Linked DNA regions of Mus musculus: region 1 is linked to region 2. The links are chromatin loops, found by intact Hi-C in ENCODE. Cell type or tissue: heart. All regions are shown on one strand. Each heading gives the region's core, and the rest is flanking DNA. Links, peaks and the distances in the headings are about the cores only.

What was found. Hi-C counts contacts between places; a loop is a spot of excess contacts. Peaks named below come from ENCODE experiments on the same cell type or tissue, not always from the same donor. Only the 100,000 strongest peaks of a DNase experiment are listed, where the experiment ranks them.
Region 1: a loop joins it to region 2, with 6 times the contacts of the local background. A loop is called at or near these places in 1 of 42 quality-filtered maps.

The regions. Positions count from the first base shown.
Region 1 is chr2:25,398,870-25,404,233 of GRCm38, forward strand. It overlaps Entpd2 (ectonucleoside triphosphate diphosphohydrolase 2), which reads left to right. Exons shown (of 9, transcript NM_009849.2): 6 at 413-667; 7 at 748-867; 8 at 1,695-1,829; 9 at 1,901-2,454. The coding sequence ends at 2,104. It overlaps Npdc1 (neural proliferation, differentiation and control 1), which reads left to right and starts at 4,181. Exons shown (of 9, transcript NM_008721.4): 1 at 4,181-4,496. The coding sequence starts at 4,385. In heart, for the core only: CTCF peaks have their summits at 2,103 and 3,728 (motif pointing left); DNase peaks (open chromatin) are centred at 1,532, 2,082, 3,622 and 4,262; H3K4me3 peaks cover 1,990 bases; H3K27ac peaks cover 284 bases; H3K27me3 peaks cover 4,887 bases.
Region 2 is chr2:25,191,178-25,196,514 of GRCm38, forward strand. Tor4a (torsin family 4, member A) reads right to left here. Exons shown (of 2, transcript NM_146115.4): 2 at 1,543-4,748. The coding sequence starts at 4,712. The coding sequence ends at 3,432. Among named protein-coding and RNA genes, the nearest start is that of Tor4a, 3.0 kb to the right of the region's middle. In heart, for the core only: a CTCF peak has its summit at 2,365 (motif pointing right); DNase peaks (open chromatin) are centred at 2,404, 3,404, 3,624, 4,814 and 1 weaker place; H3K4me3 peaks cover 1,324 bases; H3K27ac peaks cover 2,004 bases; H3K27me3 peaks cover 1,754 bases.

The DNA of each region.
Region 1 (5,364 bases), core at 173-5,172, 210 kb after region 2:
AGGAACCTTAAGAGTGGCCTCCTTTACCCATGGCTATACACATAGCAGTGAGGCCCACAGTGGGTTCCTGTCTCCATGATGATGTCTGCCTTTAGCCTCAAACAACATCTAGCTTCTTCAGCTAGGTGTGCCTCAGCTTGAGGACAGGCAGAGAGGAACTTGGTGGTATAAAGAGCTAGGAATGGGGGCCGAGAATTAGGAGAGCCAGGGAGTTATCTCAGAACCTTGAATACCTGGCCAAAAGGTTTGCTGTTTGTCCATCAGGTAATGGTTGCCATGGTTGCTCACAAACACAAAAATGATGTTGCCCAAGTTGGACTTACGAACAGTTCATCAGGCTGCCTCCCTGTGGTGGGGTGGAAGGCAGTGGCTAGAGTGGGGAACTCTATCTGTACTCTCACTAACTCCCCAGATCCATCGCTTCCACCCCTGCTGGCCAAAGGGCTACTCCACCCAAGTGCTGCTCCGGGAAGTCTACCAGTCTCCATGCACTATGGGTCAGCGTCCCCAGACCTTCAACAGCAGTGCCACTGTCAGCCTGTCAGGGACCAGCAACGCTGCCCTCTGTCGTGACCTCGTCTCTGGGCTCTTCAATATCTCCTCCTGTCCCTTTTCCCAATGCTCCTTCAATGGGGTTTTCCAGCCTCCCGTGGCTGGGAACTTCATAGTGAGTCCGGGTGGATGGATGTGGGGACGGGAGACCCTAAGCATGTGGTGACAGGGTGACTGCACACTCTTCTCCCACAGGCCTTTTCTGCTTTCTACTATACTGTAGACTTCCTGAAGACAGTGATGGGGCTGCCTGTGGGAACCCTGAAGCAGCTGGAGGATGCCACAGAGACCACCTGCAACCAGACCTGGGCTGAGGTGAGGCCTGTCCCCATATTCTCCACATCTGGGTAAGACACTTTCCCCTTCAATTTATCTCGCCATAGAGAGACTCAGTCATTTCAGATTGCTGACTACCTTAAGAAGTAGTCAGCTTAAGTGGGGAGCTTGGGGCTGAGTAAGCTAAATCTTCAGTGGTCTCCTCAGAGTTTGATCCTACAATCAAGGTATGGAACACGTAGAACAGGAATTGCAAAGTCTCTGTGACAACAGGACCTCAAAGCAGAAAGGGACAGAAAGGCAGGTGTCTAGGACAAAGCATGGGAACGAGTGTCCCACTAGTGGGAGAGGAAGACACAGGAGAGACTCAGCAGGGCTTGGGGTATTCCTGGAGAAATTGAAAATCGGGCCTGGACACGGACTGAACAGTAGTCCCAGAAAGAATAGAGAGGCCCTGATAGCTGGAGTGTGAGGTGGCCACCATGTCTCCTAGAGAAATAAGTCCCTCTAATCTAAGTCACCCAGGAAGGTCTCAAAAAAGTGGGGCCAGTTGGTCAGAGAGCAACACTTAAACCTGGACGCCTGTTCCTTTAATTATGATGCAAGAATGCTCCTATCCTCTATTTTCTGGTGGCCACCCTTGCTGTCCTCCTCATCCAGCTGTTGGGAGGGGAGAACACAGGCCTTCCAGCAGTCACGAGGTTTATCCCAGAGGAGTGTCTGCCTGGGAAGGGCGTTTTGAACTAGGTCTTTCTGTGTATTTCCTGCCTTTCTTGGCCTGAGCTGTAGTGGGAGGGGGATGCTGTACCCTGGGGGCCATAGCTTCTCGTGGTGTTGAAACTAACGGTGTCTCATTCTGTTCTTAGCTTCAGGCCCGAGTACCCGGACAGCAGACCCGCCTGCCTGACTACTGCGCTGTAGCCATGTTCATACATCAGCTATTGAGCCGCGGTTATCGCTTCGACGAGCGCTCTTTCCGTGGAGTGGTCTTCGAAAAGAAGGTGGGTAAATGGCGGGGTCAGGAGGATTCCTCGTGCGGTCTCTTTGAGGCTGATGCCACGCCCTCTCTTAGGCGGCAGACACGGCTGTCGGCTGGGCGCTGGGCTACATGCTGAATTTGACCAACCTGATTCCCGCTGACCTCCCGGGACTACGTAAGGGCACCCACTTCAGCTCCTGGGTTGCTCTCCTGCTGCTCTTCACAGTCCTGATCTTGGCGGCTTTGGTCCTGCTCTTGCGCCAGGTGCGCTCTGCCAAGTCCCCAGGCGCCCTCTAGGGGTGCGCTGGGAGCTTCTCCCAACTCCCGGCTATCTCTCTTCCCGAGGGCATCTCTGACCCTGAAGCAGCCTGGACGGTCCTTATCTACACTCACAGAAAGTCTACATGGGCAGCCCTGAGTGTTCTCAATTAATCCTCCGCTCTCTTCCTGGGATGTCAGGTCTCTTAGCCTGCGACTCAGGGTGAGGTCCATTCCGAGTGGAGCCTCTGTTCTGATTGATCTTCAGGGCCCTGGGTACTTTCTGTCTGGGCCTTTAGAAAGGCAAGCACCAGAGACTACAGGCTAGGAGTCAGCTCCATGCCTACTTGTAAAAAAATTTGTAATAAAAGATTTTTTCCTAGAGCAGTGAAGTGTCCATAGGGTGGGGCATCATTTGTTGCTCGTTTCTCCTGCCAGCTGTGTTGGCTATTCGGATAAAACCTGGTTCCAAGTCAGTACTTTTCTTGCTTCCTCCCTTTCTGTACCAGATCCGAGGTAATGGAGGCACTCCTACCTACACTGGTCTGGGGTTGTCCCTGAGTCTGAGTTTTCTCTGACTCAGAGAACCCTTGATGACATCCGTAGGAATTGAGGCTGCACTCCAAGTCCTCCCCCCCCCCAACTTATACTTGAAGTATCAGTAGACCTAAAGATCAGAGGCACTTGCATCCCACAGCCTAAGTTTCTGTAGGTGGAAAAGCGTGGCCCCGCTGGGCGTGGTGGCACACACCTTTAATCCCAGCACTCGGGAGGCAGAGGCAGGCAGATTTCTGAGTTCGAGGCCAGCCTGGTCTACAAAGTGAGTTCCAGGACAGCCAGTGCTATACAGAGGAACCCTGTCTCGGGAAAAAAAAAAAGCGTGGACTTCTCCCTTGCTTCTTTTATGGAAAATTAGCTCAGACTATTTCTGTTCAGTCAATGCCTCTTGAGGGCTGGGTTGGGATGGTAGCCGCTAGTGAGCGCATGCGCGCACGCACGCGCGCGCACAGAGAGAGAGAGAGAGAGAGAGAGAGAGAGAGAGAGAGAGAGAGAGAGAATCATTTGATAAATGTATAAACCTGCACTGACAGCCTCCTCTTTAAGTTTGTGAGCCTGAAGGACGGGAAGAAGTGGAGGGCTGAGGAACTCAACCTTGTTCTTTTCTCTGTGTGTGGTGTTTGTGTTTTTTGCATGTGACAAGGGTCTCTGTGTAACCTTGGCTGTTGTCCTGGAACTTACTTTGTAGACCTGGCTGGCCTTGAACTTACAGAGATCTGCTTGCTTCTGCCTCCGAGTGCACCACCATCGTCCAGGCCTGTTTTTCATTCTTAAGATAGGGTCTCATTATATATTCATGACTGTCCTGGAACTCGATATGTAGACTAGGCTGGTCTCAGCATCTTGAGAGATGGGATTAAAGGCAGGAACCACCACACTGATCTTCAACATTGCCTTCATGACTCAACCAGGGGGAGGTCTCTGGCGGGGGTGGAGTGTGCTCAAAGGGGACTGCACATGAATGGTGATCACCAGGCACCATGCATGTTCCATGTTGTGTGACTCAAGGGAGCTGAAAGCCATTACCTGGGATCATGACCACCTTGGACAGCTCCCAGACAACTGTCAACTACGTCAAGTTACTCTCGCCCCCTGGTGGTACCATTCGGGAGCGAGTCTGGCTTGATCTTGTGAGCCTCTTGTATGCTTTTCTTCCTGGTTTTAGAAAGCCCGGGCACGTCTCTGAGTACACCTGTATATCTCTATACACCTCTTTATCCTTTGTGGGATACATTTTGCAAACCTGCAACAGTCAGCCTAGTCTACATAGCCAGGATTTGTCCCTGGTGTTCCCCTAGTCTAAGGTCCTCCATTCTAACAGGGTGAGTGGTGAGGGTTTGGCAGTCGGACCACTAAGAAGAAGGCGTGCATCCTGGGACGCCCACCGTTAGTCAATTCCAAGTCAGATTCTTGGGTAATGAATGAGGAGGCATTCTGCTGTAGAGGCTAGAGGGCCCGAAGCACTCAGACGCCTGACAAAAGGGGACCCCCCAACAGGATGCAGAGGGAGGGGGCTCAGACTAGAGGAGATGTCCCGCCCCCGCAGGTGGAGCGCGCAGGCGCACTCCCGACACTTTTCTCTGGCCGCCGCGCCTCCATCCCATCCCGGATCCATTGCCGCAACGTCAGCGCCACCGCCTCCTCTTTTCCTCTTCCTCCTCCGCCCCTCTCGCTTCCCGGCTTCTCCAGTCGCAGTTCCCGGAGTGGGTACCGAGCCCGGGGCCGTGGGGTGCCATGCTGCCCGGGTAGCGGCGCTGAAGCATGGCGACGCCCGTCCCTCCGCCTTCCCCGCGGCACCTGCGGCTGCTACGGCTGCTGCTCTCCGGCCTCATCCTGGGAGCGGCCCTGAATGGTGCCACCGCCCGCCGCCCGGGTGAGCGAGCGCTCTGGGCGCAGGCTGTTGGGTGCTCCGGGGCTGGGATTGCGGGGCGGAGAATCCTGCCCCCGGCGCCGCCCTGGTTTTCCCTGCCACCGCCCCGGCCTTACCCAGGCCCACAGGCCAGGCAGGCCCGGTCCGCTGGGCATGGATTGGGTAAACAGGTCAGGCCCGTTGAAGGCCATGCTAGATGAATCTTCTCTCAGGTCCTTGGAGGCGAATGTAGATTTCACGCGCTTTGGGTCTTTGTCTCTGGGTCCCTGAATCAGTCTGGTGTGTGTCTTTGGGTCTGCAGCCATCTGGTTTCTGGTGGCCCATAAGTGGGATCCTGTGTCTTTGTTTGTGTGTCTCTGGGGCTTCCCGTTGGCAGGGTTGTTCTTGGGGTCTGTGGGCCTTGCATGTCAGCCCTGTCGTTCGTTCGTGTGTGTGTGTGTGTGTGTGTGTGTGTGTGTGTGTGTGTGTGTGTGTGTAGAGGGGTTCCCATGGAAGGTCTTAAGGGTTCCAGGTCTAGGGTCTTGTTCCAACTTAGTGGGGTCAAGCTGCCCCATCCCCTGCCCTGAAGGACATGCACCACTGTCCTCTGGTCTGAGGTCTGTGTAGTGACTGTTTAGAAGAGTGTGACTCCCTGACTGGGAGAACATTTTCTCTTTTTTTTCGAGATGGTTTCTCTGTATAGCCTGGCTGTCCTGATCTCACTCTGTAGACCAGGCTGGCCTCAATGCCTGCCTCTGCCTCCCAAGTGCTGGGATTAAAGGCATTCACCACTACTGCCTGGCTCTGGGAGAACATTCTTGACAGATGGGTCCTGAAGCCACAGGATCCAAATTGTATCTCCCCGAGGGGAGTGAAGTGGGAGAGGTTGCCC
Region 2 (5,337 bases), core at 1-5,000:
TGCCTCCTGGGTACTGCAGGGCAGGTGGTGGTATGGACAAACATAGAGAAGTGCAGAATTGTCCTGCCACCCTCTGTATCTCTCAAAATGGAGTCAAATTCTGCTTCATAAAATGAAATAACCCAAGGCAAGGCACAGACTAGAAGCCGCTGTTTTATAATTATGGGATGCCTTGGACCCCTTGAGGTTTGGGTGATCTTTCCGACTCTCAGGATGCTGTCTATTAGCTTTCCCTTAACGGTCCCTTTTGTACTTCTAAAATTAATGTGTTTCCAAAGACAAAGGAGATGATGCCCAAAGCTTTAAAACAGGCAGAAACCTGCCCTCCAGATTTACATGCAGGTCAAGAGGTCAAAAAACATGTTTTGAAGACAAAGAATTTTGCCTAGTGCCAGAATCTTTCACCCTTCACACCCACCACCACCTTGATACATTTCCATTTTGGAAAATGGAAGTTTTTTTTTTTTCCTCTGTGATGGAACTCTTACTCCACTTTCCCAAACTTCGACTTGAATAAAATGGTTTCCTCTCCCAGCTTCTGTCTCCACATCTATTTTGGTAGAGGCTATGGATGGTAGTTTGAGTGGGAGCAGCCTTCTCAGACTCATACATTTGGATACTTGGTCCCTTGTTGGTATAACTATTTGGGAAGGATTAGGAGGTGTGACCTCATCAAGGTGTGTCACCAGAGCTTCCTGCTTGTGAATCACAGCAGGGTTGGTGAAAATTCAGAGTCTGAAGCCAGTCTAGGCTATAAGGAGTTCAAGGCAAGCCTGGGCTATCTAGCAAAATCCTGTCTCAAAAACAAAACAAAAAGAGAAAACTTAAGAGTCCTGAGTTCTGGATCACCTAGGATCTCATAGCAAGTCTGTCAAAAGAATAAAGATAGCTGGGCGTGATGGCAAACGCCTTTAATCCCAGCACTCGGGAGGCAGAGACAGGCAGATTTCTGAGTTCGAGGCCAGCCTGTTCTACAAAGTGAGTTCCAGGACAGCCAGGGCTACACAGAGAAATCCTGTCTTGAAAAAAAAAGAAAAAGAAAAAGAAAAAAGAATAAAGACATAATAGTTATTTGCACACTTCCTGCTCAGTTCTGCTGGCTGAGCTATGAATTTTAGCTACCTGCTATACTTCCCTCCAAAATTCCTCAAATAACATAACCTATAAAATCCATTTGGCTAGCATGATAGTATACAAGTATAATTCTAGCATTTAAGAGGCTCAAAAGTTCAAGATGAGCCTGGGCTATGAATATAAAACCCTGTCTGAAAACATGAATTTGGAGGGGATGGTTCAAGGATTTTGAGACAGGGGGTTGTGTGTGTGTGTGTGTGTGTGTGTGTGTGTGTGTAGCCCTGGCTGCCTTGGAACTCACTCTGTAGACCAGGCTGGCCTTGAACTCAGAGACCTGACTCCCTCTGCCTCTGAGTGTTGGGACTAAAGGTGCACACCTGTCTCCAGAATCAGGAATTATTAAATAGATGGTTAGAAAGAGATGTTGGTGAATTTACCATTAACAGGTTTTTTTTTTTTTTTTTTTTAAGATTTATTTATTTATTTATTGTAAGTACACTGTAGCTGTCCTCAGACACTCCAGAAGAGGGAGTCAGATCTCGTTACGGATGGTTGTGAGCCACCATGTGGTTGCTGGGATTTGAACTCCTGACCTTCGGAAGAGCAGTCCGGTGCTCTTACCCACTGAGCCATCTCACCAGCCCAGCCATTAACAGGTTTTAATACCCCTTTCTCAATTCATAGACAGTCAGAAAAGAAAAGAAGGTGGGTGGGTAGATTTGAGCTGCGGTTTATTCATGGGCACAATGCAACCTGCTCAGTGCTGAGTGTACAGGCCTCTTTAGACCTGAAATTAGCCTCCATGAAATTATTTTAGAAGTGCACGATTTTATAAATAAATAAAGAGGAGATGCTGCTCGGGTTTGTACCCTCACTTAGTCGCTCTGTAGATGGTAAGTGAATGACTACAAGCAACACTTGGCTGCGTAGGGGACACTTCCAGGTAGGTTTTCAGGTGACAACCCTAGGGGCCTTCTTGGCATAATCCTGCAAGAACTGAACAGCATCCAAACTCAGCAGGTCATGCACCAGATCCTCAGACCACGCACGGCAAACGGGACCTCCACTGGAGCCTACTAGCAATCCTCTCTAGGGAAACCTAAGACTGGGTAGTTTTGCAGCAGTTCTCCCCCAAGCGTGGGCAGGGACATATCACCCCCATTGAGGGGCTCCTCCTCTCTAATCGCTTCTAGTGTCACCACTTCCTGTGTGCCCTCAAGCCACACTTTGGGAGGCACCGCTTTCTAACCCAGACTGATGAGCATTCACAGGCAAAGTCTGGGTGCAGCCACAAGATGGCAGCACAGACACGGCCAGAGTACTAAGAAGCCTCCTTTCTGCCTTGCAAATTCCAAGCAAATGGAGAGGTTGAACCTAGGACTGCCAAAGGCTACAGGGAACCTCACCCACGTGTAACTGTGGCAACCACACAGCACAGACTGACCCCACCCCACTGGGCCTCATGCTTGTTTCCTGCTTCCTACATCGAGTCAGCCTCAAAGCAGGGTTCACTTCCAAGGCTCCCAGTTTGCTATGGACTCAACCGCTGTCACTCCAGAGCCAGGGAAGGGAAGGGGCCAGTGAGTTCCTCAGCAGTAGGACAGACTGGAGTCCAGTGAGCCTTTCTTGGGAAACCTGAGCTTGGTGGTTTCCCAGGTCTCCCCAGGGTGGTGAAGACACATCATCTCCCTGGAGGTAGAGGTCTCTCCTCTCGGGTCTCTTCTGGTGAGCAGGACCCTGAACCTTGTAGCTGATTCCAACGCCATTCTACATGTCTGTCTCTGGGGCAAACAGGCAGCCAGTCTCACGAGGGTGGGTCTCCTCTTAGGTTCATGCCCCAGAGCATCTGAAGAATTCCATGATCTACTCACTGGCTTGCAGACATCTAACTTCCTTCTGAGGCAGGCCTAGAGACGTGCACAGACAGAGAAGCTGTCCCCACCTCGTGGCCTCTAAGCTAAGGAGGCATTCAAGGGGTGGTTGGGAGTTTGTGAGAGGCATGGAGGCTGCCACATGTTCCAGAGGACCAGAATCCTACCGCAGCCTCACACCCTCTGAGATAATCTACCATAACCCTGGCTACTTCCTAGGGTTATGGGAAGCCCTATCACATGTCTCTGGGATATGATGGACATAGTGGGAGCTGGGGGTATGGGGAAGACTCCATATGGGAAGGTAGCTACTTTCCTGGTGACCTTAGGGAATCTCAAGGCTCAGGGGTGAAGAGGACGGACGTGGAGCTCAGAGCTAAGCCACTGCATCAGCCTCCCTAGCTCCTGGGGTGAACCAGCTTGGGGACAAGTCACCTGACATCCTTCCTGTTTTCTTCAACAGTTCCGATTGCCTGGGCCCACTGGCTAGTGTCCAGCATGTGCAGGCTTGTGCTGTAAGAGGTTGACCTTAGCTACTACCTGCTTGCAGCCGGTGATGGCAAATTCATGTCCAGCAACATGGTAGTAGCTGAGCTGCTCTGCCAGATGTTCTGCCAGTGCCTGCTCAGGAAAAAAGCCCTCCCCTGCCATCTCCTCTCTGAAGCAGTTGACCACATCCGGCTTGTCCAGTAGCAGGAAGGGCACGATGGCTGCAGTGTGCCACAGAGGGTGTTCTCGGGCCAGGAGCTCTCGAAGACTGGTGAGTAACTCCTGGGCTGGAGATTCCTCAGTCTGAGTACTGCCTGCGCTATGGCGGAGTGGGGGCAACATCCGTGACGCATTTTGCAGCACAAAGTGTGTGATCTCTATACCACCAGCGCCACTTAGGAGTACATAGATAGCATTGTGGAAATGGTGCGAACGCTGTGGCTGCAGGAGGTCGTGGAGCTCATCTAGCAGCGCAGGTGGCAAGAGTTCAGCCTCATCCAGGACCAAGAGAGGGGTCTTCTCCTCGGCCTCAGCCTGTGCCACCACATCTGCCACTCGCTGTGCCAGCTCCTTCCGGCAGTCCTGAACCGGGCGTGGCTCTGGACAGTGATATCGTGCATGGTACTGCAGAACCAAAGCACCATCTTCCAGCACTGCGCGAAAGTGGCGCGCCAACAGACGCCCCACGTGACTCTTGCCTACACCACTGGGCCCGTGCAGTGCCAGGAGCAAGGGATGACTGTGCACATGTGTAGCCAGGTAGTCTCGCAGCAGGGCCATGATGCGGCCCACAGCAGCTGGCTGTCCAAACACAGAACGCTGCAGCGCCTTCTCCAGCCCGTCGAGGTCGTAACGTTGTGCATTATCGTCTAGATTCTCAATGGCGTTGAGAACCTGGAACCCCACAATGGCTACAAGAAGCAGCAGACAACGCTGTGCACGACTCTGCCGCTCTGTGCGGGGTCGGCACTTCCGTGAGGTTTCTGGGTAGAGAACTACCCGACTACGCCTGCGCCTCTTGCGGGGTGTCCTAGAAGTCAGCTCTGTCAGGCTGTCGAAGGTGAAGAATTTAGGTTGGTCTAGGTCGGCACGTAGAGTGCCCAAGCTGCCGGTGGGCCCAAGTGTCCCTGTCCCAGAGTCCGGCTCAGTGCCTGGCTGCAAGAGGCGCCTCTTGCGCAGGACGCAGACTCGGCGGCGCAGACGGAGCACGGCGCGCACTGGCGCTATCACACATGGTCCCTTGGCCTGGGGCTCTAGGCTAGGATGGCTGCGGTCCATGGTTCAGGACCTATGCTGGGCATGTAGTTCCCCTCCCTGCAATAGAAAAATGGGAAGACTTCGTGAGTCCCCGATCTTACCCTCTTGGGGTTCCTTAAGGTACTTTCCGGCCAAATACTGGCCCCGCCTCGCTAGTTCCACTAACCAGGAAGCCCGGCTCTCAGCAGGAGGGCCCCAACGCATGCAAATCTCTTGGGTCCTCTCCGAAAAGGCCTAGGCTGTGAGGAAGTGCGGGGGTGGGGCGAGGTGTATAATTTATCATACTGTTGACCTCCCTCTTAGAGGAATAAACAGAAGGCTCGTTGTCACTGATTAGGGTTATAGAATGGTCAAATTGGACCCTGCACAAACACACCCAGCACCTATCAGACTGTCAAAGGCTTTACAGGTCCCAAGTAGGCACCTTGTTCCAGAGGACTCAGTACCCCTAAGAGTTGAGACTCTCCCCATACTTAGGACAGTTGGTGGAATATGCAGACAAACTTTCATGGTTTTGAGAATGGATTCTAGCACTGTCCCTAGTCACAACCTAGGCCTTCCAACCCACTCCCACCCTTAGCTCCCATCCAAGCCCAAATCTGGGGTCCCTCACCATCCTCCCAGAGAACACAAGAGCAGAAAAATG